2 separate regions of the Mus musculus genome follow, and region 2 is linked to region 1. A link is a loop called in an ENCODE intact Hi-C map of the cell type or tissue named here. Cell type or tissue: left cerebral cortex. All regions are shown on one strand.

Region 1 (2,500 bases):
TCCTGGGTCCCAAGTGGGTGTGCGAGTGCTTTTCTCGCGCCACCATGGGCTTATATCAGGCCCACTGCCGTCCTTGGGCCCCCACACCGGACAAGTCATGCTCTTTTGGTTAAGTTCAGGTATTCAGACTCTTGTCTCTGCCTGGAGGAGACCCGGACTCGAAACTGGACTGGGTACTTCCAGTCTTGGCATTGATATTGGGGGTGGGAGCAACTTAGAGTCTTGATGCAATCTGCAGTTTGAAGTCTCCTCCCGCGAGACCACTATAACCATCCGGGAGGAGACTGCCCCTCCCCCTTCCTGGAGCGTGACCCCCCTCCCTTCTCGATTGAGCCCTGTGGATACTGGTCCGTTGGTGCAGGACGATGGAGGAAAGCGTCAAAGTAAGAAGTCTGCCCGAGTTCCCCAAGCCCAGACGAACCTTAGTACTCCTTCAGGTCTTTAGAGTAACCTGCCATTCAGCCTGGGGGCTTGGCAGCTCTCCTAGAGTCCCCAATCCCAGTCCAGTCTCCCTGCTCCCTCCAGCTCCCTGAATTCCTTGGCTACCTTACCTGTGTGTGACCCGCAGCCGGTGCCCAAACACGCAAACCATCGCCGCAGCTCGGTCAGATCCAGCCTGTACGGAGATGTTCGTGACCTATGGAGCACGGCCACGATGTCCACAGCGAATGTGTCGGTATCCGACGTCTGCGAGGACTTCGACGAAGAGGGCAAATCTGTAAGAAACAGGATTCGCAAGTACAGCCAGACCATTTCTATTAGGGACAGCCTCAACCTCGAGCCAGAGGAGATCCAGCAGCAAGCACGTCGAGAGCTTGAACTGTGCCATGGCAGGTCCTTGGAGCATGGGGAGGACCACGAAGAATCTGAGACCTCCTTAGGTCAGTATAGCCTCGCCGAGGCGATGGGTGTGCCATAAGGGTGGGGCTAGCCCGGGTCTTAAAGTGCCTTCCTGCAAAATGGGGGTAAGCCCATAGAAACCCAAGTTTCTAGGATTTCTTAGGAGAGGGCTCAGGCGAGAACCGTTCACGCTTTAACTCAGACATTCTCTGAGCTCCCCCTACCGGGCAGGCGTCCTACTACGAGGAACCCGGGAAACGCACAGGCAAGCAGGTCAATGAAGACCTAGTCAGTTTTTTGTTTGTTTTTTTTGTTTTGTTTTGTTTTGTTTTGCTTTTTATCTTAATGTGGTGCTGGGGGTCGAACCGAGTACATCACTCTTGGTAGGAAAATTCTTTACCACTAAGCATATTTCGAGCCCTCCCTCACCTGTGCGTTTAATTTCATCACTGCACCAGCTGAAAGGACAGAATTCCTTCCCTGGCTGGGATCTGGCTGTTTGGAAGTCTCTCTTTTGGTCAATAGTTACTTTATTGTTGCTTTGTATTTCTTTTTGGAATGAGAGTCTCACTGTATAGCCCAAGATGACCTTGGATCTTGGTATCTTCCTGAGTGTTGGGGTTACACACAGTATGCCAAGCACTGTTTGAGATGTGTATGTGTCCATCCTCTGTCCCGTCCGTTTCCACCTTCATCAAGCAATGAGTACTGATAAGAACCCAGTATTCAGGAAGCTGTGAATTCAAAGCTAGCCCGGTCTAGATACCAAGTTCCAGGATAGTTAGGTCCACACTGTGGGAACATGTCTAAACAAACAAGAGTGATACAGATATAACAATTGATTTATATTAAACTTGTTACATAAGCATAGGACTTCTTGTACTGTGACCTTTGCATGGCACAACTGCCATAAGAGACTGTTCTGGACTGAGGAACATAGCTTACTGGTAGAGTTCTTTCGTAGTTTATACAATGCCCTGCATTCAGTTCCCAACAATACACTTTCAGAGGGCACACAATTCTCACAAGAGGGAATTCCTATGAATGACTCCAAGTCTCACACAGCGGGACAGTTGGTTCTGGATCTCAGCCGGGTGGGATTCTAAAGCCTAGGGCTGAAACCAGTGTCCCCTATGACCTTTGATGCAGGGTGTAGCTGCAGCTATTCCCTGAACCCCACTCCCACCATGACCCAGGAGCCTGACCAAGACCGATTTCTCTCTTCATTTCTCCAGCATCGTCTACTTCAGAATCACTAATATTCAGCCTATGGAAGCCACATCGAACCTACTGGACAGAGCAGCAGAACAGGGTTGGAGGATACTACTGGGGAGACTACTGGGGTTGAGTAGTGGGCAGCAGCAGATGGGCAGGTTTCAGGAAAGTGGGGCAGGCAAGCTGGGGAGGTCATGTGGGGACCACTTCAGCTTTCCATGGAACTGGTTGAGTCTCTTGTTGCTTTTCCAGCTGCCTCTGCCTCTGATGGAGCTCATGGAGACTGAAGTTCTGGATATTCTCAAAAAAGCCCTCATCAGTGAGCACTCCACCCCCACCCCCACCCCAGCTTCCACAAAAGATCCTGGTGGCTTTGGCAGGGCTTGGGGCTGTGGAGTTTCAGGATATGTAGTCTTGTCAGATCCCCTTAGCACTCACAAGGATG
Region 2 (2,500 bases), 55 kb before region 1:
GCCTCTTCCCACAACAACTACCCAAAGGCGTGCCGGTCAGGAAGTCAGCACGGTGCCTGCTAGAACCCCTCCAGGCGCGTGCAGTCATACTTGCTTGACCATGTCACCTTGGCTGGAACTGCCTTCTGTCTCTCGGACACAACTTTTGCCAAACTAGACCCGGAATCTGAACCCCGGAAGTGACGTTGTCACGCAGTCACTCAGGAGGCAGGGCCAAATGAGAAGCCCCGCCCATAGATGCAGCAGCGGGTTTTGGACGGTCCAATGAGGGCGGGCAGCGTGTCCCGCCCTGTAGCGACGAAGACGCGCCTGCGCAGAAGTGACAGCACGAGCGGGATTGGCTCCGGGGGCGCGGCGAGGAGGTGAGCGGGGGGCCACAGCCCAGGCTGGGGGATCCGGGTGCAGGAGGGCAACCTGGGGCAGGCCGGCCTGAAGCGGGCCGGAGTCCGCGTGCCAGCCAGGGGCAGCAAACGAAGGAATTGGGGCTGGGGTCCGGCCTCTGGCAATGCCGCAGGGGGCGGGCTCTCACGCCGTACGGGGCGGAGCCCTGGGGCTCGGGGCGGGGCGCGGAACAGCGGTGGGAGGGACAACGGAGCCAGTGCGAGTTGAGGGCGGAACCCAGTGGCCCATAGCTGGAGTAGGAGGCGTGGGGGGCGGGGCTTGGGGTTTAGAGGAGGAGCTGGAGCAGGTGGAAAGTGGAGCCTTTGGCTCGGAGACAGAGGGCGTGAGATCCCAGTCGTTGGAGGTGGGACTTCAGTCAGTGAGTGGCGTGGCCCCTCTGCTGGAGACTAGGTCTAACATTGCGGAGGGTGGAGCTGCAGGTCAGGGGGCGGAGCTTCACGCCGTAAAGGGTGGGGCCAAGGAGCCTTGCGCAGAGCTAAGCTTGAGCTATGGCCGGGGGCGTCCACGCGGGGGCGGTCTCCGTGGTGGCCGCGCCTGGGGTCGCGGTAGACCGAGAACTCCCCCTGGAGAGGTGGTGTGGGTGGAGCGAGCTCGGCGCCCTGCTGACTCTGAGCCAGTTTGGGTTCCCCGGAGGCCCCCAAGAGCTCAGAGTTGGGGAGGTGCCCCTGGTGGAGGAGGCACGGGGCCGGACTGGGGGGTGCCCCCGGAGGACCGGGGCTCCTCAGAGCCACCTAGTGGAGATGTGTGGGTGCCTCGGGGCCGAACACCTGCAGCAGCCGCAGATGTGTGGGTGTGCTGGACAGGGGGCAGCTGGGTGTGGCGGGAGTGGGGTCGTCCAGTCGGGACAAATCCGGTGCAATCAGATAGGGTTTGGACTTTGCGTAAAGGGGCTAGCGGGAACTGAAGAACGGAGATGGGGACTGGGAGGGAGAGAAGGTCAGGTAGTGAGCAAAGGGAGGGGGCACTGGCTGCTGTGGCCTCCCCTGACCCCCTCCCCTCGCTGCTGGGGTCCTCGGTCAAGCCCCCTTCTCACTGGACTGGTAAGTGTGGCTACAGAGCCCAGGGGAGGGGGTGGTGACCCAGGACTGTGGGATTCCCCAGAAACAGGCAAGATATAATGGGGAGTTGGCGTCCTCCTGATACAGACTGAAGACGTCCCATGACTCCACCCCCCAGTTTTTTGGTTGGGGGTGGGGTGGCCTTTGCCTACAGAGACATGAGGCTGAGCTGGATCCTGACAATACTGTCCATTTGCCTGAGTGCCCTGGCAGCAGCCACGGGGGCCGAAGGCAAACGGAAGCTGCAGATTGGAGTGAAGAAACGTGTGGACCACTGTCCTATCAAGTCTAGAAAGGGAGATGTCTTACACATGCACTACACGGTAAGTGTCAGAGTGGAGCAGCCTCTGGGGCTTTGGCAGGTTTCAGGACCTGAAAGGACTTTGGCATCTGTTTTTTCTCAGCTAGGTAGATAACCTCAAACACATCTATCCCCCTTTGACCTCTAAGCTCCTTCCCACGATTCTATCTTGCTTTTCAGTTTACTCAGCTAGATATCAGCATCCAAATTAACACACATGAGCTACCCAAGGCATTGGCCCTGGGGCTGTGGTGGGGAGACTAGCTGGGTGGAAGGGTTGTGGACTTGTCACCTCTCCTTACTAGTTTTCCCATGGTCTCACAGGGAAAGCTAGAAGATGGGACGGAGTTTGACAGCAGCCTACCACAGAACCAGCCCTTTGTTTTCTCCCTTGGCACTGGCCAGGTTATCAAGGGCTGGGACCAGGGGCTGCTGGGGTAAGTCTGGTCTGGGGTACATGTTGTAGTGAGTGATCCAGCAAGCGAGCTGTGGGAGGAAGGCCCAGCTGTGGGACAGGGGTCTGGGCGCTTCATGTGCTAAGCATGTGTCATCCTGCAGGATGTGTGAAGGGGAAAAGCGGAAGTTGGTGATCCCATCCGAGCTGGGTAAGAGGCCCTTGGGGTTGGGAGGTAATGGGGAGAGGGCTTAGATGTGCCTAAGGATGAATTAAAGTTTCACTGGTCCCCACTCCATTTAGTCATGGCAGCATATACGCCACTTTCAAGTCTGGCTTGTGTTC

What was found. A loop is a pair of places that touch in the nucleus more often than their neighbours do. Peaks named below come from ENCODE experiments on the same cell type or tissue, not always from the same donor. Only the 100,000 strongest peaks of a DNase experiment are listed, where the experiment ranks them.
Region 2: a loop joins it to region 1, with 5 times the contacts of the local background. A loop is called at or near these places in 17 of 42 quality-filtered maps.

Annotation. Positions count from the first base shown.
Region 1 is chr19:6,923,175-6,925,674 of GRCm38, reverse strand. It overlaps Catsperz (cation channel sperm associated auxiliary subunit zeta), which reads left to right and starts at 295. Exons shown (of 5, transcript NM_001039494.2): 1 at 295-383; 2 at 569-881; 3 at 2,076-2,152; 4 at 2,308-2,374. The coding sequence starts at 366. Kcnk4 (potassium channel, subfamily K, member 4) reads left to right here. Exons shown (of 7, transcript NM_008431.3): 7 at 1-13. In left cerebral cortex, a CTCF peak has its summit at 1,071 (motif pointing left); a DNase peak (open chromatin) is centred at 1,055; H3K27ac peaks cover 74 bases.
Region 2 is chr19:6,978,256-6,980,755 of GRCm38, reverse strand. It overlaps Fkbp2 (FK506 binding protein 2), which reads left to right and starts at 292. Exons shown (of 6, transcript NM_001166368.2): 1 at 292-362; 2 at 1,615-1,783; 3 at 2,086-2,198; 4 at 2,320-2,366. The coding sequence starts at 1,619. It overlaps LOC114841036 (Uncharacterized protein LOC114841036), which reads left to right and starts at 316. Exons shown (of 6, transcript NM_001370419.1): 1 at 316-1,442; 2 at 1,615-1,783; 3 at 2,086-2,198; 4 at 2,320-2,366. The coding sequence starts at 506. The coding sequence ends at 1,306. In left cerebral cortex, CTCF peaks have their summits at 844 and 1,060; DNase peaks (open chromatin) are centred at 255, 706, 1,621 and 2,402; H3K4me3 peaks cover 2,393 bases; H3K27ac peaks cover 2,291 bases.